3 separate regions of the Mus musculus genome follow, and regions 1 and 3 are each linked to region 2. A link is a loop called in an ENCODE intact Hi-C map of the cell type or tissue named here. Cell type or tissue: left cerebral cortex. All regions are shown on one strand. Links, peaks and the distances in the headings refer to the core of each region. The heading gives the core; the rest is flanking DNA.

Evidence for each region. Peaks named below come from ENCODE experiments on the same cell type or tissue, not always from the same donor. Only the 100,000 strongest peaks of a DNase experiment are listed, where the experiment ranks them.
Region 1: a loop joins it to region 2, with 2.2 times the contacts of the local background. A loop is called at or near these places in 2 of 42 quality-filtered maps.
Region 3: it touches region 2 in a loop (4-fold over the local background); 3 of 42 quality-filtered maps call a loop at or near these places.

The regions. Positions count from the first base shown.
Region 1 is chr7:50,248,791-50,256,373 of GRCm38, forward strand. Nell1 (NEL-like 1) reads left to right here. Exons shown (of 20, transcript NM_001037906.2): 10 at 851-924. Among named protein-coding and RNA genes, the nearest start is that of Nell1, 280 kb to the left of the region's middle. In left cerebral cortex, for the core only: no CTCF peak of the experiment used is centred there; a DNase peak (open chromatin) is centred at 4,562.
Region 2 is chr7:50,481,394-50,488,976 of GRCm38, forward strand. All of the region lies in intron 13 of Nell1 (NEL-like 1), which reads left to right. Among named protein-coding and RNA genes, the nearest start is that of Nell1os, 91 kb to the right of the region's middle. In left cerebral cortex, for the core only: a CTCF peak has its summit at 4,119 (motif pointing left); a DNase peak (open chromatin) is centred at 4,112.
Region 3 is chr7:49,971,940-49,979,522 of GRCm38, forward strand. Nell1 (NEL-like 1) reads left to right here and starts at 3,411. Exons shown (of 20, transcript NM_001037906.2): 1 at 3,411-3,504. The coding sequence starts at 3,450. In left cerebral cortex, for the core only: CTCF peaks have their summits at 2,701 and 3,901; DNase peaks (open chromatin) are centred at 2,320, 2,769, 3,010, 3,810 and 2 more places; H3K4me3 peaks cover 2,409 bases; H3K27ac peaks cover 1,344 bases.

The DNA of each region.
Region 1 (7,583 bases), core at 1,471-6,470, 230 kb before region 2:
TGGTGCTTGTCCATGGGATGGGTTTCAAGTTGGACCAGTTATTGGTTGACCATTTCCTCTGTCTCTGTTCCATTTCCTGTCCCTACGTTTCTTGAGAGGGAAATAACCCAGTACCCAAAGGACATGCACACTATGTATTCACTTAAGGGTGAATACTAGCCCTAAAATACGGGTTAGCCATGCTACACTCCACAGACTCAAAGAAGTTAAACAAGAAGGAAGGCACAAATGAAGATGCTTGAATCTCACTTAGAAGGGGGAATAAAATATTCCTGAGTGTCAGATGGAGGGGGGGGATTGGGTAGGAGAGGAGATGGGGAGGGGAATGGGAGGGTGTTCATAATCAGGTGTGGGGAGGGACAGAAGGGATGGCCAGATGTCCATGAGAATGAATAGAAATCTGCATCTCATGGGGTGAGGAGGTAGGGGCCATCTCCAGGATGAGACAGAGACCTGGGATAAGGTAGGCACCCCGGAATCAATGACCTTAGCTTTGACTCACAGCACTGGGGATATGGAACCTGAAGAGGCTACCTCCTGTAGCCATCCAGGAACTCCAATGGAGTGATAGGGACACCAGCCCACCTACAAAACGTTCAACCCAAAATTTACCCTTTGGCTTTTTTCCCCCACTTATTTTGCTTTGCTATGAAGGTGAGGTGAACTCAAAAGGTCTGGCTGAGGGCTTCAGGGGCTTTGCATGCTCCTCTTTCCATGCCTTACATTGGATGAAGTTTATATCACTTAGACTCAGCGAATCTGTGGGATCTGTTAGCTTGGGAAGGAGACTCTGAGGACGTTTGGTAGCATAGCATGACTAGGCATGAACTGTATTTTTGTTTTCTTGCAGCAAAATGTATCTATGGAGGAAAAGTTCTTGCTGAGGGCCAGCGGATTTTAACCAAGACCTGCCGGGAATGTCGAGTAAGTTTATCCATGGTCCCTGTCATTTCCACAGAACAGAGAAGATAGACTTGTGGTGTTCCTCTGTGGGGCATGTTGGCCTAAGTGGGTCCCTGAGGGGCAGAGTTAATGGGCTGGAGTCAAGGAGGATCTAGACACCAATGTGTGACTAGCTTGCATTCAAGTGTGTAACATGCCTTGAGAAGCAGTCAGTATGGGAAGGATGTGGAAAGGAAAATGAGACAGGAGTTGCTGTAAATGGGGATGTTGACAGGTGGCCCTGAGGAAACGTGATGTGTTGGTGGTAGGCAAGGGAGTAGGTGATACCATCTTGACTGGGCCAAGCTCCACAAGTGGTCAAAGAATGATCTCTTGTAGTTGTATATGTTTCATGCCATCAGATGTACAGTTCTTACTTGGAGTCTCAATGTGGTCGCAATGTTTTGACTGTTGGAGGTAGAATCCTATGTTGACTGCACAAGTCAGGATGTTGGACGCCCAAGATGACTTCTTTATGCATCTCTAAGACAATTGAAACAGACTCTCCCCTTCCTCATGCATGGCTATGTACATACTTCCTTATGGAATAATGGTCTGAGACATTTCTTATGTGGAGAGTACTTTTCCTCAGAACAAATCTACCCAAAAGACCAATGTGAAAGATCCAATGTTTCCTATGACCTAGTCTCCAAAGCTGTGTAGCATCATTCCCTCTTAATTCTATTATTTGTATTTGACTGCTTCAGATTTATTATTAAGGAGGATGGAGAGAAGGCATGGATTCCCAGGAGCATGTGTCCTTAGAGACCAACTATCACAGTAGAGACTCTGATACAGTTTTCTGTGAAAATACCCATGTCCAATTGCCTATACCTTGACTGGCATTTATTAACACAAGTAGCTCATTCCCTGACTAGAAACCATTAGTAAGTAGCAAATTCCTTTGATTTGGTGAAAATCCACCTTTTTATAACCTCTACCCAGTGACCTTACTTTTGATCTCTGGAAAGTATGAGAGTAAGTTTGTCTCCTTTGACAGAGTGGCATCGTGTCAACAGATCAAAAGTCTGTAGTAACATAGACTTCGGTGAAGTTCAGATTCCCTTTGTTGGTTCTTACTAAGAGACAACTGGGAGACAGTGGAAGCAGAAGATTAAGTTAAAGTACCTCTGTCTTTCCATTTTCCCTCTTCTTACCGTGCTCACTGCATCCTAGAGGAATGCAGATGAATGTCAGTGCAAAAGTTGTTCCAGCCTTCAGCTGGGCTGCCTGACCAGACAGCCTTCTCCTCGCCAGCATTAACAGAGAAGACAGCAAAGGAAAAGTACTACTTACCCATGTGACTTAGGGTCCTGGAGAACAAAACTTGAGGCACAGGACTTTTGAGTTAATACTTTACTTATATATTCTTTGTTAGTGATGAGGAGTTGGATCTTGGACAGTGGGAGGAAGGGACAGACAGGAAGGGATGTGGAGGGAAAGGAAGAAGAGAAAAATGTATTGCTATGTGGCCACAGACCAAGGCTGGTTTTGTGAGGTATAGCCAGAGATGCTGAGTGAACTGCTTTGTAGACATCTTTTAAAATGCTTTTTACTTATGTTCTTTTCTTTTCCTCACATCCCAAGAGAAAAGGAAGAATGCTATTTTAAACATTGAACAGAACAAAGTATTTAGAGATTTACTGGGCATTCAAAGAGATCCCAATGAAAGAAGAGCCGAAATCTCTTCTTTTATGGGGCCTAGGGAAAAAGGCTTTCTCCTGGATCTTTCTCTTACTAGAAACATCTTCTAATGGTTGACCCCCTTGAACTCATCTTTGTGTTCCTCATTATCCCTCCCTGTCTGGCATCATGCCTGGCAGAAATGGTTGGTTCAGTCAGTTTGGTGATTAACACAGGTGGGGGTACTGTGATTGTTAGTTGTAAACATCAAAGTGTATAACCTAGAGTCACTTAGATAAAGCCTCAGTTGATAAATTATCTTGATGAGGAAATGTTTTGTTAATTACCCCAGCCCATTGTGGGCAGCACCATTTCATGTGTTAGGCCCTGACCTGTAAGAGCTCGTAAGGCTAGCTGAGCACAGAAGCCAGCAGGCAGGTGGCATGGGGTATGCTTGTCTCTCTCTCTGCTCTTGACTGTGGATGTGGTATTTTAAGTTCCTGCCTTGACCTTTCTGCAATGATGGCCGATAACCTGGAACTGTGAACCAAATAAATAAAGTAAGCTCTTTCCTCCTTCATATTGCTTTTGGCTAGGACTTTAGGCAGCAACTGAATGACACTGGGGCTGGTATCTCTGTACCAATAGATGCTGGCTGTGGATCTTTTGCCAGGATCAATGGTGTAGATGAGATGGCAGTGAGGACTTTTTGTCTCTTTATCAACTAAGAAGCTCCCAGGCCTGGGAGCTGGCATGGTCTCCATCCTAAGACAGGCATGTCACAATGGGGGATGTTAATACACAGAGGAGAAAATGTGGTGCTTGGCACTAAATCTGCAGTGAACATGAATTGTTTTTGCCTCACATGGCCTTGTCTACCTTCCTTGAGTACAATTAAAGATGTCATGGTCTCTGTAAATAGGTTCCATTCTGGGGAGGACAATGAATTTAGATTCTGCCTTTGGTTTCCTCTCCTACCCCAGGGAAAGGTGGGGTGATTAAAATCAATTCTGCCCACTCTCTGTGATCACAGCATAAGCCACAGGACTGACACTAATTAAACCTATTCCTTTTTGCATTTTGAGCAGAGGCCTTGGGTGACTCTCTCCAAAGTCTTCTTTGTGACTACATCCTTGTCATCAGAGATGATCGGAGCATGAAATGGGCAGACATGAAACAGACACTCTGTATTCTTTGGTTCGTTATTACTATGTTGAGGATTGATGAGTTAGAAGAAAATTGGTCCAGCGACCTCTTTGCATAAGCTATATGTGCATGCATGCATGCGTATATATGTGTGTGTGTGCATGTGTGTGTATTCATAGGAATGATTTCACCCTGTTTTGAAAAGTGAGTTATTTCTTGGCTTTCTGTAAATATTTATGAGTTACCCTGTCCACAGAGAAATGAGTCATTTACAATATCATTTAACATTCTTTATGTACTTACTATTTTTTGAGTATTATCTAAGCTAGATAAAACATATCACATTTAAGTATCATAATAACCCTACAAGGTATGTACTACACAGATGTGGCAGTCAGGATTCAGAAGGGCAAGGGAGCTAGCTGGAGTCAGACTCTGTGTATGGCTGGGTAACACACATTCTTAGCTTTTCTGTGCTCATTCCTCTGGCTTTGAATTATTTGTAATAGTTCTTGGTTTTGAATTTTAGAGAGGTACTATGTTCATTTCCTTTTTTGTTATGATAAAATACTCTGGTGAGGGAAGTCATCTAAGGGAGAAGGGTTTACTTTGTTCATAGATTTAAAATATTTTAATTTTTTTATCCTTTAAGTTTCACACATCTATACCATGAGTTTTATCCATTGTCACTCCCTGTTATCCCCACCCTGTCCTGTTGATACCATTCTTCTTTTGGAAAACTTTTGCCTCCTACTTTCATTTCTTTTCAGTGTGTGTAGGAACCACAGAGTTGAATTAGTGTTGCTTGCATGAGTGTGGGTGGGGAGTTATTTAAGGACTGAAGGTTAACATATGGGTGGGTATAGCATTGAAGAAAATAACATGCCTCCTCCAACTCCACCCCCAGCAGCAGGGCCTCGTGGCTCCCTTCCCTGTCCCAGATGAAGTGTTGATGGGTCTAGTCAAATACAGGTCTTCTTCCCGTAGCCGCAGCTGCACTGAGTTGATGAGTGCAATGGCCATGTCTTTCTGTGGCCTACCTCTTCCTCCTCATCCTCCAGCTCTATTCTTCCTGCTTGATTTTTAGTATTCCCTCTAGACTTATCATGGTGGGAAGTCATGGCAGCTAGAACTGGAGGCACACTTTGCCTATAGTCAGGAGGCAGAGAGAGGTGAATGCTGGCCTGGGTCACTTTTCCCTAATTCAATCACTCATGGAATGGTGCTACCTTAAGTTAGGTTAGGTCTTCACACAATCCATTTAATCTATATAATCCTAGGCACTAATGGAGTTTTTACTCTTAAGTGGCTCTAGATTCACTTGAGAGAAAACAGTCTAGGTCTTGTCAAAGTGACCATCAGCATTGACTACCTTTCAGTGTAACTGAGGATACATAGTCAGTCAGGCTAGGACTCACTGCTTAATCAACAAAGGGAAGTTCTGTATAAGACCATAGAATAATGTGGAGGCCAATTTAATGAGTATGTTCAATAAGAACAGAGGCTAGTGGGTATGGACGGGACTGGTCTGCCCTACCTTGCCTTTCTTAGTGTTTGAGCTCCAACATTGTATGGCTTCTATGGTATGTAATAAATCAATTTCTCCCCAAGTCATCCAAAGTGATACACATACTCTCCTGAGAGAATAGAGTATATCCTTGCTCAAATAATGATTGTGTTCTTTGGTTCAGGTGAGGATCCCCTGACAATGAAAGGCAACCTGGATCTCTACCCATTTCTGTCTTATGGGATTGAATTGGAGACATCTTTCGCCTTAATTTTTTGCTTTATGTGTCTCTGCATATATGTGCCTGTGAGGGACAGGTACACTCAGAGGCCAGGGGTGTTTAATCTCCTGGAGCTGGAGCTGAAGTTAGAGGAAGTTGTGAACCATATGGTGTGGATTCTGGCAACCAAACTCTGGTCCCTGCAAGAACATCTTAAGCTTGCAACAACTCAGCTGTCTCTTCACTCCACTATATTATTTATTAGGCCATTTCTTTCTTTTCTTTTTCTTTTTTATTTAGTTTTCAAAAATTTAAGACTATAATTGAAAGATTTCTTTCCTCTCCCCCCTCCATATTGCCCCAATATACCCCTCCTTGATCTCTTTCAAATCCACATTCTCAATTTAATCAATTGTTATTGCATGTATATATGAATATACATATATGTTCCTTAATATAGCCCACTCAGCCCATATAATGTTACTTGTATTTGTGTTTTCAGGGCTGACCATTTGGCATTGGATAAACAATTGCTATACTCTTCTGTGGGGGAGACTATTTCTTCTGCTTTCAGCACTCCTTAGTTGTGTGAGTCTTCATGTAGAATCAAGGCATTGTAGGAGTTTCTCTGTCCACTTTAGCATGTTTATTGGTGTTGTTCTTATTAAGCTCCTATTTAGGCAGCCACACTGATGAGACCTTGTGGGTGCAGCTTCTGACATTACTAGGAGACATGATCTCATAGCAAGCTCCCAACCCATTATTTTTAAACCAAGTTGAGGAAGTCTTCTAACAGTCTTGCTTCCATTTGCCCAATTATCGACTTTTCTGGAACATTTCTTCAGCACAGTGGCAGTTTTCAACTTGCAGATATTTATGTATTGTTAGGAATTCAAGTCAGAGCCTGGTGAGGTGATTTGTATAGAAGTTGGAATGTTTACATTTGAGCACTGAGCAGGCGAGTTACTCTAAAATAGGAAAAGTGGAATAATTGTGTTTTTCTACTAACACAGAACTCAGTGCAGAGGTCACAACATACAACAATCAGGAAGATTTAAAAGTAATGACAGATTACGTTTTACTGGCGATAATTTTCAAAATAGAGTTGAAAAACGTTTCTCCCTGGGCTAATGGATGTAGATGCACTTATCCAACAATAAAGGCAGTTCAGGTTATTTTAAAAATATACCAGTAGGTTTGTCTCAATTTAAACTTTGGAATTGGGTCTTATTTATTAAACATATTAAGGATTGATTAGAATTCCAACTCATTTAGATGGCTCAGCAGGTAAAAGAACCTGCTACCAAGCTTGGCAACCTGAGTTCAGTTCCCATCACACACATGGTGGAAGGAGAGAACTGACTTTGGCACATTATCCGCTGACCTCTACACGGGTGCTGTGTCACATGCATGTTCTCAAGTAAATAAATATAATGGGAAAATATTTTTAAAAAACTGTTAGATGATATAATCAGTAGCTAGAGCAAACTCCTTTTATAGGAAGAAAACATCATGAATGATCACTTTTAAGAAGTGACAATCAAAGTATTATTTAGCAACAACATACACACACACACACACACACACACACACACACACACACACACACACACCCAGGCTGTAAAATTTTAGGTTTAGAAGGAAAATACAAGGAAGTAACTGGAAATCATCTAGAATTTGACCACCCAAAGTTCTTTAGTAGTTTGCATTTTGAAAACAGCTCTAATAGAATAGTGAAACACATTAATTGTCCTAATTTGTATAACCCTAGAAGCTGACTCTGCACTAAGGAATGACCTGTTCAGGATGTATTCCCAGTAGGACCCATTAGACTGTGAGTGCATTGGGCAGGGGGATGGGAAGAACCTGAGCAAAGAAAGAATTCAGACAAAAGGTCACATCTAGCTAGAACCCACTGGGCATTGTGGAGCATAAATCATACCTCAGAGATTGTCCATTCTGTAGTTGCAGGCCTCATATACTGTTCAGCCACGGGCTTTGGGCCATGGAAATACGGGTGTAGAACTTGCAGGTAGCTTCCAGCTTTTCAAATGGAGGCAACAATCGATGTGCCCTCTGTCAGAGGTGAGTCAACATCAGGGTGTTAGAAAAGCATCCAGAACTTGGAGATGGGAGCATAGTTTG
Region 2 (7,583 bases), core at 1,099-6,098:
TATTAGTTGTGTTGAATAACATAAATCTAGGAAAAGACCCCTCCCTTATTGGAGGACCTTGTCTTAGATAGTACATTCCTTGGAGCAAAGTCAGGATCAGGAGCCCCATCATCGTGCAGCCTCATGATTCTATTTGAACTTGGGACGGGGGGAAGGGTGAATTTTATTTATCACAGTTGTGGAGGGGGTGCTGACTCTATTTTGTCTCTAGTCCTTTTCTGTCTCTTCTCTACTCTGCCAACAAGGTTTAGTTCAGGGTCTTAGAAAGAGGTTTACAGAAAGTAGCATTCCAGAATGTCCTCTGGTTCTGTATCTATTTCTCTTGGGCAAGATAAGCTAAGAGACTCTGTGTTGAGCTTCTTAGCTCATTCATGAGGACAAGAATACTGATCATCAAAGGTTGTCACAAGAATCAAATTATATGACACATGAATGCAATTATCTTGTATAATTCCTCGAACCCAGAAGACATTAATAATTAATGGTTTCCTTCCCTGCTCCATCAACCAAAGTTAGAACGGAAAACAAGAATTTATCTCCAAATGGATTTGTGGTGAGCCTACGTTTTGGAGTTAGAAGGATATGAATCAGGAGAATCAGAGTTAGGAAACCATCATCACTCTCAGGGCTGAAGGATGAAAAGAGGGGTTGCAGGGCACACAGAAGACAGAGATATGGGGCTGTATGCTGCGACAGCTGGTCAGAGCTGTTCTAAAGCTGTTGCCAGTGGAAGAGGCAGCATTGCTTTTCTCACCTCCTGCCTCTGAATTGAGAGCCAGCCAGCAGGGAACCTGCAAAGGGACAAAGCTCTGGATCCGGCAGGAGAGGAATGGATGCAAAAAATAGAATGTGTGTACGTCAGTGGTCAGTGGAGGATCATCGGTGCTGAAGATTAGAGAACAACAATAGCAGCAAAACATGGCTCACTCTAAGTATCCAGAAGTGCATCTCCCCACCTTCATGGCAGTGAGGCAGGTGGTGGCATGGGCTTCCAGAAATAACACTGAATGCATTAACTAAAACAACACTCCATGGAAACATTTTTTTGCGAAGTTGTAACAGCCCTTGTTGGAAAAATGGCTTTGGTGCCTATGGATATGGGAGATGCTGAGGTAACAGCAGTTAGATTTACTAAAGTTTTCTCAGTGCCTTTAGTAAGGATTATTTTGAGTCACTCTGCAGGGGATGTAGTATGTGGCACTCCTTACATCAGTTTTTGTGGAGTATTTCATGACAAAACTCTCCTTGAAAGGTAATGAAGGAGATTCTCAGCTAGGGATGATGGTGCAAGGGTCATTTAAGACTGTCTTACCTCTGCTGTAAGATACAAGCTGAGGCTTTCTCAAGGTCTTCACATTTAGTAGCAAATGCCTGTGTGTTACGATATTCTTCAATTTCCTCCAATATTTTTGAAAAGGAATGTCTTTGGATTAGTTTGTCATTACCAGCCATAACCTACAGGAGAGTTAAACTGTGCAAATAACTATCTTCAAGCTAAGGCCCCACTGGCAAGCATTTCTCTCTCTTGTGCCTCCTCTGACTGCCCATGTTAACATTCTTGATACAATTTGACAGGAACCTTGAGTGTAGATGACACTGAGACATACAGAAGTTGACCCTGTCTTTGTCATAAAGTCAATGGATCGATTATTGTAAATAGACATACACACTCAAAACACTTGTGGGAAAATCAGGATAGCTTTAGCCAAATACTAAAACCAGTTGTAGAATCAGTGTATTGTAGTTAGCATTAATTGTTAACCCAACACAGCCTCGAGCCATTTGAGAAGGGAGTCTCAATTGAGGGATCCCCCAGATCAGACTGACCTGTAGGCATGTCTGTGGGGGACTGTTTTGACTTTTAATTGGTACAGAAAGGCCCAGGCAACTTCAGTCAGCACCATCCTCTGTGCAAGTGTTCCTGAGCTGTATAGAAAAGCTAACAAAACATGACCCTACACGTAAGACAGCAGAGTTCTTCCATAATTTGGTTATTCAATATTCTAATCCAGATCTTGCCCTGAGTTGCCCTCAGTGATAGGCTGTGACCTGAAAGTGTAGGCTAAGTAAATCCATCCCTCTAAGTTGCTTTTGGTCAGATATTTTTATGACAGCTATAGAAAGGAAACTGGTACAAGGCTATTGGAAGTAATTGTTGGAGTTATACATATGGACAAAAGGGTGTCTTGTTTTGAAGAGGCTTCTGAGCTCCCCAGAACTTAGGTAGACAGAGGTGGGGAAAGAGTCTGGAATTTCATGTAGAATAATAGAATTTAGTGGATTGAGAGGAGGAAGGATTTGGCAGGCATTATGTCTGTTCTTTGGGTTATAGATTCATGGAAGGAAAGGATCAGCTGGTGACTTTTATGGCAAACCCTAAGAGGTTAGCTGGTTTATGAGCCTTCCCTCAACTGGTCCTTGGGCAGCTAATGGACAGTGTGGCTCAGCTTCTCTCTATGGACTATTAGTCAACTTTCTCCCACTGACAGTTAATTACAGGGAATATCCCTCTGCACGTTATCATGTGGATTCATCTGTATGGAGTCAGTAAGTTGGGTTGGGGACCAGTTTGAATTTCCTTTGAGGCGTTTTATTTCTGATGACATATTACCAAAATAGAAGACCCAGCAACTTCTGAGTTAAAGTAGTGAATTTTCTTTTTAAAACAATTGTACATATGCACCTGTAAAGATGGCTCAGTTAGTAAAGTGCTTACAAGGATGAAGACCTGAATTTTATCCCCCAGATCTATGGATAATACCAAATCGTGGTGTCATGCTTTCTTTCACAGTCCTGGTAAGGCAGAGACAAGCCAGTCCCCTGGGTCTTGCTGGACAAGCATCCCAGCTTACTTGGTGAGCTATAAGGCCAACAGAGGTCCTGGTTCAGAAAACAAGGTCGACAGTACCCAAGGAATGACAGGCTGGCCTCTGACTTCCCATGTATGCACACTTCTTCCTGAACATACACATGCACACACACACAGGGATGCATATGCTAGATCCCTATGATACCACATTTCTTTGTATTGTAGCACTTAGGGCTATGCTGTGGTCTTAGAACTTGAATTTCACAACATACAATAGATGCTTGCTCCATTTGGTCAGTTGTCCCAGGGTACCTACTCCACCTTCTTTCTTTCTTCTATATGCCACAGTTCACAGAAAAAACACCAGGGGAAAACCATATAGTTTTTGTTCTAGTTTTACATAGTGACTTTGATTGTACTTATGAAGGGCACCCACCTACTATAGCCACATAGTAGTTAAGAACACAGGCATTGCCTGACATAGGCTGAATTTGGCTGTGGTACTGGTGACCTGACCAGTAAGGGAAGGTGAGACTTAACTTTGGCATTAGGCAACCCCTTTCACAAAATATCATAGGGGTCTGGATCTCCTATTTTAGATTCCCTGCAACCTAAATGAATGACCTGCTCATTGATTATGCATTTGACTTATCATTTTGTCAGATATTTGTCAAGCTCTGACTGAAAGTTAGGTGCTGTTGCTAGGGAGAGAAAGATGAACATGAACAGAGTTCCTGCTCCTGTGGAACTAATGTAGGTGAGAAGATGTGAGTAAGAGGACAGTTTTCACTGTGTGTTTTCTAGAATGACAATTTCAAGTTGTGATAACGACAATGGCCACAACCAGTAATGAATGCTTTGAGGAAAACCAAGCAGGGCAGTTCCAGCAAGTCACTAGGGACAGGAAGAAGGCTCACTGAAGTGGGTTTTTAGCTTATGCTTGAGGATTAAGAAAGAATCCCATACGTGGCACTACAGGATGAGCATATTTCAGGAAGAAGGGGGAAGAGTGACGGACAAAGGTCCTGTGGCAGTAAGGTAAGTGTTGTTGTAGTCTAGTGAGGCCTGTGTAGCAAGGGCATGTTAAGAAGATGCTATAAGGTGCCCTGTGAACAAAAGGGAAGCTGAGTCTGTTGGGTTCTTGCTTTACTTTCTCCTAGTCAGGCTATGTAACTGTCAAGCATCCATTATCTTTTACCAAGATAACACAGTCAAGAAGGTGCTTCCAGGTTGCCATGGGACCTGCTGGAGCCAGGGCTTTCTGCTTTGGCTTAGCATTGTCAGCTTTGTAGTTTTAGCTGAACTGAAAGGCTGCCCCCTAGTGTTGCTTGGTGCACCTGTCCTGTTGCTGAAGGGCTGCAGAGGGGCTTGAGGGACTAGACGTGAAAGTAGAGCCTCTTGCCTTCTCCACACTGTGGGTTTTTGTGTGTTGCTTGTGTTCAAGCATCCTGGAAGGGCAGAAAAAAGCATTGCTAACACTAAATGACCCCACATCCCAGTTTTCTGATATGGGAGAATACTGGGGTCCAGGACCCCCCATTCTTCTACATAAAGATTCTAAATTGATTGATCATATATACAACCCAGATTTAGATAATTTTCTCAAACCTAGGTGAATACCACATGGCTCATCTGTGCAGCCAGGCTGTTCTTCTGGTCTAGAAAGATGCACATTGACATTTTACTGTTGTTTTCTCCAATGATTTTGGCTTTAGAACCAAGATCCTTTATCAAATTAGAGAATTGTTCCTCAGTTGATAACTCAAGAATTTCTACCAAACAGGTAGGTAGGTGTGCGTGTGCGTGCATGCGTGCATGTGTGTGTGTGTGTGTGTGTACATGTGTGTTTGATGGTATGCCTGTGTGCCACATTTATAATTTGTGTGGTTACATTGTGTGGTTACATGTATGTGTGTAGGTGCATTTAGACACAATGTGCATATGGTCCAAAAGTTGTGTGTGTGTGTATGTGTGTGTGTGTGTGTGTGTGTGATTATGTATGGCATGGAATGTGTCTAATTGTCATGTCTATAGTCTGTAGTGATGGTTTCCATGGTGATGCATGTGAATTTGAAAAAGATCCTGTATATCCTTAGCCATTTATCTATAATGGCCTTATTAAGTGATTTTTCCTTCTCTGCACTCTAATTTCTACTGTGAAATTCAGTGTGTCAATGGACTACCAGCCCTGCTCTTCTTGTAGGGATTAGTTAGGATAATACTATGTTCTTAGTTCCATGATCACAGTAAACCCTCCTTAGAAGTCTTCAGATGGAGATGAAATCTTAATGAATTTATGTTACCTTTCTGTGCCACATTTGTATCAGTTAAGTGGAAATAGCATTACTGTTGAACAGTACTTTGGCAAAAGAAAATTAGTTGCTCTCTTCAAGCATGTAAGTAATGTGCTGCAGAAAGTGAGATTCCTGGGTAGGTCTTTCTTTGTTGAAATATTTTTCTTCATCATTTGCCCTCCTTGGATTCTTTGCTCCTGACAGATGTAAGCATATTGTTTCTTCCCAACTTGACTCTGACCTGGTCCACAAATTACTGGGTATGGATACGTGATCCTGGTGGGGAATGAGTTTGGCTCAGAATTTGTGGAACACGGGAATATTTGGACTACTCACCAAGTTTCTAGGATCCTGTTGTGCTTAGCCACAGTTGTGAACATTTTCACCCTGTAAGGAGTGACTGGGGAGGACAAAGCTTTTGGTTTATACATAACGTTTGTGGTCTGGCAGTGGTTGCATCCGAGTGCTTGAGAAAATTTATATTTTAATCTATTTCCTGATCCCAATTCTCTCCTCTCTGTCACTCTTCTTGCCTGGCTGTCCCACTATGGGTTCTTGGCAGGTGGTGTGTTTCCAGTGGACACTGATTAAAGTTGTCCATTTCTCAAAGTGAAGTGTATATGGAACCTTGACCCAGCAGAGACTGGTTTGGCTGAAAGACACCATTTCAAATATGTTTCTGAAAAGTGCAGTCTGCATTTGTTTTCTTTTCAGAACAGTTCTGGAGCTGTTGGGAGTTGGAGGAAATGACAAAGCTGGGACTTGAAATAATGTTGACCTTGATGAAATGCTGGTAATACTGAGGACACTTAGCTGGACAGCTATTGCTGTTTTATCTTATCGAATCCAGTTTTCTGCTTATCTTTAAAACTGGCAGCTATAAAATGGACCTTAAAATTAAAATTCGATCAAATGAGTTGCTTTTTAATTAAACAAAAATATGCAAGGAGGAAATTATATGATTCATTTTCTTTCCAAGAATGAGTCTGAGAATAAAATATCATAGGCATAAGGCACTTTGTATCTTTGTATTATTTTAAGGATATCTATTCCCAGGGGCTTTTACCTAATTATATCTGAATGATATTAGAGTTTGGCCTCAATTGCTTCCCTGCTTTTCTGCATTTACATAGAATTTCTCAAAGAAATCTCAATCATTCCTGGTTGGCTTTCTGCAATTTTATATTTGTTACCTTGTAATACCTTATAGTGACTGTGCAAAGTATTTTTTCTGAAACCCATGTGATGTGTCCTTCCTGGTGAGGCAGATGGCTCGAGGCAGTTGGGACTTTTAATGTTCCTGTTAACCTTCTTAGAGTAGATGGATTTCAGTCCAGGCATTTAAAATGCAATTGTGTTTTTATCAGGTATTTTATAAATCATAAAATTGCTAGTGTGTTAAATAGAATTTTTTTATTTAACCAGATGGACCATTCATTTAGTCTGTCTGAGGTTAGAAGACACGCTTTCAAAAAATGAAAAGCTCAGTTTGGGGTTTTGTGTCTGAATTAATAGTGTGGTGTGGGGTGTGTGTGTGTGTGTGTGTGTGTGTGTGTGTGTGTAAGGCACAGAGAGCTGTTATAGTTGAGAATAAATTAATATTCATTGAAGCAAACCCAAAGCTTAGTGCCTACCATGTATCTAGTCTTTCCTTGACTACACTCCAATCTTGTGGTGGCTTGAATGATAGTGTGTCCCTTCAGCTCCGATATCAGAATGCTTGATCCCCAGTACATAGTACTAGTTTTATGGGTTTAGGAAGTATGGCCTTCCATACTTCTGCTCCAGTCACTGTTTCTGATGCCTCTGCTCTATGCATCATGGACTCTATCCATTTGGAACCATAAGCCCAAATAAAAACTTTCCTCCATAAGTTACCTTGGTCATCGTGTTTTATTACAGCAACAGGAAAGTAACAAAATCCTTATTAACTCTTTAAATAGATGATTACTGAGAACTTGCTATACACCAAGCATGACCCTATGCATAGGCACTGAGAAGGCAAAGACAAGGATACAGATATATCATTCTGTCCTTTTGTATTCCATCACCATTCAGACTTGGGGAAGTGGAATGAAGAAGGGGGAAAAAGAAGCAATATTTACTTACTGTCTACAACTTTTCTAGACAGCTAGATAGCTCACATCACCTTATTTATACTAATTATACATACTAAGTTAATGAGCTAAGTTTTTTATTCATTTTTCTAGGGAGAAAATTAAAGCTCATAAGTTAAGATCAATTTCTGAAGATTATACCACTGTTAAGAGCTGCATTAAGGACTGTCTTCTGACTTCAAATTTATACCCATTCTCTAGCATTTTGTTTTTTCTCTTTAAAGGTTGTACAGTGTTCTCATCCATTAAAAAACCCTACTTTCAACCCGTGGAGGCAGCCTTTGGTTTATCAAGCCTTTTCTCTAGGATTGAGAGCCATTCTCTGGGGTTGCACTAAAGAGCTCATGTATGACAAAATGCATA
Region 3 (7,583 bases), core at 1,471-6,470, 510 kb before region 2:
GCTGACTTTTCAGCAGGGATCCAAGACTCATGTTCAAAGCCAAGTACACAGGGTACATCCTAGCACGATGAAATCTTAACCTGCAGGCAGGACAAAAACCTGCCTCCAGCTTGATTTCTTCGTGCCCTGCAACCAAAGCATGTGGTATCTTCACAATACCAATAGAATTTCTTTATAGTTTATGAAGTAGACTGTGACCTTTATGGTATGACTGACTTGTAAGGGCAAGCATGGAGGCAGTGAGGACACCCAGAAAGAGATAGGAATGAGTTGGAGGGTTGGGAGCCCCGGGGCTGCTGAGAAAACCACCTTTCCTCACAGATTCTGGCAGGGTTTTATGATTTACCTGTAGGCATAGGGTAGTTGTGGGTTATTTGATTGGGCCATGTGGTGAAGGCCAGTGCGTTCTCTTAGAAGTTGTCAGGAAACAAGTTTGGGCAACCAGAAACCAAAAATCCTTACTTGGTCATCATTACAGCCATCACTAAGGAATTTTCCAAAATATATAATTCACGTACTCCATGATTTACCAAAGTACACAATTCAATGTTTTATATATATAGTGATATCTCTGAGAGCCATATACCCATCAACTTTTTACCATCATGATTTTATGGTTCCCCTAAAGTAAACCCTACGTTCTTTAGCCATCATTCTCCAGATCCTCCTCCTACTCACTCCTCATCCAGAGGCAGCCACTCATCAGCTTCCTGTTTCTATGCATTTGTTTTTTTTCTGGAGACGTCACAGAAATGGACTATATGCCAACAGAAATCCACTGGGCCTATTCTCTGCTGGACCAACAGGTCTACCGCCCGCCCCTTCCCCACGTCCCCACTCAGGAAAGCGTGTACTTACCTGAGTGGACTGAGGTCCTTAGTTATCTAGGGAAGATTTATGAGCTTGTTGAGATTAACTCTTGTTACTGCTAATGGCTGCGAAGCTGCAGAGCTACGACAGAACATATGTCTCACTTAATTTTTTAAATGGAACACGCTGAAACCCTCATCCCACAGGACCAGCTACACAGTCTTGACGATTAGGGTTCAAAAGATACAAGTCCCCTGCTGGGACCACTGTGCCTCTTAGGGCTTCTGGGATTTCTGAGATCAAGAAAAGGGGACTAGGAAAAGCACTTCAGAGCCCCTAAAGGCCATAGAAGTGCATTTATACTGAGGGAGAGTTGAGGGTGGGACATGGTTCTCACAATATATAGCTTGGCATCCGGAGTCCTTACTTAGGAGGCCCAGTGAAACATGGGAAATCTAGTTTTCTGCAAGGGGTGTGTGTGTGTGTGTGTGTGTGTGTGTGTGTGTGTGTGATTTTAATGTTGGCATCACGTGCAGCATGCTCCAGGAGGAAGAGAAAGCCTCGACTCTGTAATGAAGACACAGGAGGAAGGGTCTGCTCTGGGGCCAAGTTGAATTTTGAGAATTTTGGAGAGTAAAGGGCTATGGAGACAGATTAGTTGGTAGACTGCTTGCCCAGGATGCACAAGGAAGCAGGTCCCATCCCCAGCACTACATAAACTAGGTGGCCCAGACATATAACCCTAGCATTTAGGAGATGAAGGGACAGGAGGTTCAAGGTTCAAGGCTAGCTCCAGATACATAACAAAGAAAATATTTGGGAGCTGAAATAAAGTTCAGTTGACACAAGGATCCAGGACACATGTCACAATAGATTGTAATTTCAGCAGCAGTGCATCCAACATTGTCTTCTATCTTCCAGGGGCACACACACACACACACACACACACACACACACACACTCTTAAAAGCTGGAGAGTTAAGCCTTGACATCCACTCTGTAATGGCCCAGTTCAGCTGCATTGCAGTGGGTACTTCTCAGGCTGATTTATCTTTCATGATTTCTTTCTTCACCTGCCGGGGAAGGTACGAACGGGGAGCAAATGGGCAAGGGGGTGTATACAGAATGTCCTGAAAAATAGGATCAAGGTCAGAGGACCATGTAGGTTAAGACCTTTCCTCTTCATAAACTGTGCAACTAAATTGGTGACCCCCCACTGGACTCCTGGGGTCAAAGGTATGTGAAGTAAAGGCCCTGGGAGCACAGAGGATGGGCAAATGCCAGAGAGAAACCCTGGAAAGAAAGCAGAGCTCTTTTGTTGAACTCTTTCCCCCCCCCCCCCTCTGGGATCTGGGAGGTTGTTATGAGTTTAAGTATCTCAGAGTAGTATTGGATGTTGGGGGAAGCTGGAGCCATAGATGGAGCCACAGGACAAGCTGGGGTGCGGGAGGCTTCGAGTCACATGGCATGAACATGTAAGCTGGAGGTACTGACCTTTCAGGTTCTGTGACTGCATCATCTCTAGATAGACTGAAGCACACAGTACAGGGACCCTAGCGGGGCGGCCCCAGTAGCAGAGGGTACACTAGACAGGAGAGACTCCTCTGCTTGTCCACTGGTCGCCAGCAAAGCCCAGCTTTTCTCTCTACAGAATGGTGTTCCAGTAGGGGTTTCCAAAGAAAGGAGAGAGAGAGAGAGAGAGAGAGAGAGAGAGAGAGAGAGAGAGAGAGAGAGAGAGACCGAGACCTAAACAGCGGGTTTTGGAGAAAACCATCCAGAAAGTCACACAACAGCCAAAAAAAAAAAAAAAAAAAAAAAAAAAAGGTTTAGAAGGTTTAGAACTTCCCCTATGTGGCAGCATTTGGCCTGTAGAACGAAGCTAGCAAACACTTCTTAAATTCGAGCCATAGATTGCTCTAAGCTCAGGGACTCCCACCTCAACACCCTCAACCAGCACTCTTAAAAGCTAGTATCCAGTCACAAGAGCCTTTGGCTGGGACTAGACAGCAAGTACAGGTGGCGGTTGGGGACTCAGGCATCATCCGTCCCCTGCCCCCTCCTCCGCCCCCACCTGCTCCTCCCCACCCACTTGCTGGAGCGAATCGGTAGTAGTTATTTCCCAAGGAGGTGCTGGGAGCACTTCTCGACACCGCCTAGGTCTGGTTCCCCTAGGGAACAAAACCCACGCACGCAGGCTGGGCGGCTTCGGACCCGGCCTGGATGAACTGTTGCAACTTGGGCAGCCCGCAGCGCGGCGCAGTGGCAGAGGCGGGGGCGTGAAGCCGTGAGGCGCGGGTAGCCGGGATCCTTGCATCTCCGGAGTCCAGGAGGCGAGCGGAATCCGCACAGACTCCCAGGGCAACCTGCGGGAGTGGCGGAGCCCCGCGCTCCCGCCCTAGCTCAGGGGGAGCGCAGCTGCAGCAGGGTTTAGGGCCCCAGCCCCGTGCCACCGCCACCCGCGGTGGAGGGTGGGCTGGGGGCGGGGCAGTCGGGGTTGCTTTCCCGGGCGCCGCCGAGCCACCTCCCCTGCCGCCCGCTAGTAAGTTTGGCCGCTTCGAGCCCACAGAGCCGCGGCTTTCTGAAGCATTGGTTTCTTGCTGGCGTTGGTGCGCCCTGCTTGGCGGGGGGCCTCCGGAGCGATGCCGATGGATGTGATTTTAGTTTTGTGGTTCTGTGTGTGCACCGCCAGGACAGGTAAGCAAGGCTGGGCATTAAGCGGGATTTGGGGGAAGGTGGTGGTGATGATAGTGCTGCTCCCGACTGCTGTAACCCGGGATTACTCTGTCTAGGAGAGACTCGGAACCTATCTCTGACGGGCTAGAGAAGGGCAGCAGAGTGCTTGGGTTCTGATTGCCCAGCACAGCTCGGGGTAAAAGCGCTAGAAAAGATGCCCGGGCGAGTGTTCTCTTCCCCGGGGACGCAGCAGCGGGCATTCAGTATGCGGGGTGCGGCCGGGTGGTCGCAGCCTTGTGTGGCTAGCAAGCAGCTTCCCGGTTCTAAGGAGTCAGAACCCGCTGCAGCGTGGCCAGAGATCCTACATCCTTGAACTTGCAGGGTGCGGTGGCCAAGGGTGTCCCCGAGCCGCGGGAGTTCCACCCGCAGAGGGAGCGCGTGCGGCAGGCAGGCGCGGCCAGAGCCGGGGGAGCCAGACGGCGCACGGGAGAGGGCTGCGAGGAAAGGGGGGACCCGCGAGCTCTTCCGTGGTTCCCACATGGCTCCCAGAGGGAACTCCAGGAGTGGTCTCCTGTCAGCTCCCTGCCCAAACAACTAAGCGAACAATTATTAGGAGGTAAATTGGACCAGTGGAGACGACAGAAGATTTTCTCAACCTCTAAACCGTGTTCCTCCTGCTGTCATCCAAGATTGTGGGGTGGGACCCGGGGCCAAGGAAACTGGCCTGATGACCAAGTCCCTATAGAATCTGCCTGCTGGAGGTGCGGTTGTGATGACCCTGAGGCGCACTCCACTCTTTCCTCTTCCACGGGGTTCCCTGACTCCGGGTCCCTGGGGTTCAAGAATGTAGCCTACTTCACCAAGCTTGCAGTAGTTGTCAGGAGGCAGGGGCGGGGTTAGGAAGGGTAGGAAGCAGATCAACAAGGCAGACAGGGGAAGAGATAGTTCTTGGTAGCCAGACATCAGATTCATTGCCCACAGACTTCGGATCCCTAGAATGGACGCATAGGCATTCCCTGTCCCCATGTCGGCGGCCCTCCAGTACCTTCATTCCCCACTCTAGAGGTTCAGTCTCCTTCCCAAGCCAGACAGCTGGTTTACGTTTAGAGGACTGAGGAACACACCCCTTCTTTAGTCGACTTAAAAAGTTCCCATCCCTTATGCCCCAGACTCCCCACTTTGGCAGGCAGTTAGGGGTCTGTGAGCTTCTAGCCTCCCCTCCCTTACTTCCCAGGACCGAAGTGGACTAAGGTTTTCCTTTGCCTAATCCCAGTGAGACGGGGAAACCTTTCTCTAGGGACAAAAGAACCTGAGTGTCTTTCCGGAACTCCCTTCGCAGCCAATAGACCCAAGGCTAAGTGGCGCTTACTACAGTTGCTCCTTGCAATTAGAACTAGTTCCAGGAAGATGAGGACATGGCCTACTAGTGCTGGGCTACCGGTGGGGAGGAGGAGAGTGTTGCTGGGGACATCCTACAGGGAAAGGGAAGATAGGGAGAAGACAGATGGCGAAGGAGCAGCCTGATGACCATTCCATATCATTCCAGATTAGGACCCAAGTGCTTACATCCTTTGTTTTCATTACTCTTTTGAAGAGTTGCCAAAAACTGCTCATGAGCTTCAGGCTGAGTTTCCACTATACTTCAGTTTCTGACGTGAGGTCTTCCCCCCTCCCTACAATCCTAGCTCCCTTTTACATCTTGAACAGTGGGTGGCTTATTAGGTGCCACACACACACACACACACACACACACACACACACAGAGAGAGAGAGAGAGAGAGAGAGAGAGAGAGAGAGAGAGAGCGCACGGGAGAGAGAGACAGACAGACAGAGACACACACACACACACACACACACACACACACACACACACAGAGAGAGAGAGCGCACAGGAGAGAGAGAGAGAGACAGACAGAGACAGACAGACAGAGAGAGAGAGAGAGAGAGCGAGCACGGGAGAGAGAGACAGAGACAGAGACACACACAGAGAGAGACAGAGACACAGAGAGAGAGACAGAGACACAGAGAGAGAGACAGAGCTGACTGGAGAACTTAGAGCTTTGCTGAGAATCTTGGTAGAAACCAGAAAGCATTCTTGTTACACTGTGTGATGTGGGGGAGAGGTGGGCTGTGAGAAATTGGGGTCATGGGAGTGAAGTTCTGGTTACATGGTAGAGAGGATGATCACCTACCTGTAAGGCTTTGCCCAGGCAGTGAGTTGTGTGAGTTGTGCCTTGATGGCTCTGGAGGAATAAAGTGGAATGTAGTCAGGCCCCCCAAAAAACCCTGGACAAAGACAGAATGGATCTAAGATGTAGCTCCCCAACCTGTCCCTAAGCTTGGTACAAGGCCAATCCTTGTGCTTCCTGGTAGCAATTACTTGATTGCCTGAGGCTGCATATTTTTCATACATAAATTGTTGGAAGAATTAAAGAAATGGAAGAAATTATGCCTTGTGGGTTTGCAGTTTCTTGTAGCTGGAGAGAGCATTGTGTTCGGTTTCTGGAAGCAGCCCCTTTGGTTTTGCCCAGGAAGCCCCATCTCCATCCCTTACATCCATCTTTGGGTTTAGAAGGAGGCCGGCTGGAGATTACTGTATCAGGATCCAAACAGCTGCTTAGAGAGTTTATTTGTCAAGTGAGACAATTGTTGTCTGGGACATTACCAGTCCTAGATGAAGTAAACATGTGGCCCACTTAGCTACTCAGATATCACCAGCTTTTAATGGAAATGAATAGATGCTATCAGGCACATTTTAATTAAAGCAAGACTGCAGTGCAGGGGTAGCTTCAAAAGGCAGGTGTTATGAGGAAGCTGCTCATATCACTCTGGCCCAGAGCACCTCTGGAGCACAGAGTGGGGGTGGGGTTAGGGGTGGGGGTGGAGGTGCCTGTTGTCTTCCATTCTGGGATTTTCAGGTACATTGGGGTAGATGGATGGGCAGAGTAGTATCTATGAAAGCATCCTTCATCCACCAGTTTTCTCCTGTGTCTTGGAAATGCCAGTAGTATGTGCTCAGTGCTTAAGCCTTCCTTGCTTTCCAGTTTTTTGGGGGGGAGGGAGGTTGTCACCAGGGTAGAGGATAAAGGGTATACCCAAAATATCAACACCCGAAGGTACCCACTCAGTGTCTCCTGCTGCACCCTGCTGGGAAGGAGGGATTTTTCTGTTTGAAGCAATTTCCAGGCAGTTCAGCCTGAGCATCCCCCACCCCAACCCTATCAAGCATGTGCCAACTGGTAGAAGCATAAAGTCTATTCTTCAAGAACACCACTTTTCAAGGTATTAAGAAGAGGTCAAGTGGCCATACACTCCTGTTATTAGAGGAGGTTGTAGAGTCTTTCCAGTGTCACTTTGCTCTGCATCCATGAGAAGGATTAGATCTGAAGTGAGTCAGGCCAGGACTCTGTGCTTGGAACGTCAAAGGCAAACTGAAGGGCTTTGGGCTGGATCTCTTCTTGGCCAAGGCTGAGGATCAGCCAGCAGTGGCATGGACAACAGCAGGTATCCCAGCTAAAGTGAGTTCTGAGTACCAGATCAGACCTCAAGTGCCTCTGTCATGTTCACGGCTGCTTCCCAGGCTCTGAAAATATCATCTCCCCGGGAGCTTTTTACTCTGCTTAATTCTAATGCCCACTTTTAGCCATTTGTAGAGCTGTTATGTCAAAAGTAGAGAACTTTAATAGAGTTTCCTAGGAAATGGCAGGAGCTGGCTGCATGGCCAGGAGACAGAAGCTTGGGAATAAAACATGTTTGATGGAGCCAGCATCTCACATGATGCAAGGATCAGGAGGGGTCACGGAGATGGCTCCTTATTAATGGGTTTCCTGATTCCCTATCCCATGTGCAATGTGTTATTCTATCAGCATCGGGCATCGTCCTGAAAGGAACTAATTAAAGAGAGAGAACAAAACTGCATCTGGAAGCCTAATTGGTTTCTTTTTTCTGTTTGTATGGTGTGTCTTCACATAAAGAGCAAAACGGTCACAGCAGTGAGGAGAGCTGCCCAAGCTGCTTCCTTAACTTCTGTGGAGTACAGGATCAGGGCTGGCATGGTCTGGAGAGTTAGTCTTATGAGCGCATGTGACTGAGACCCCAGG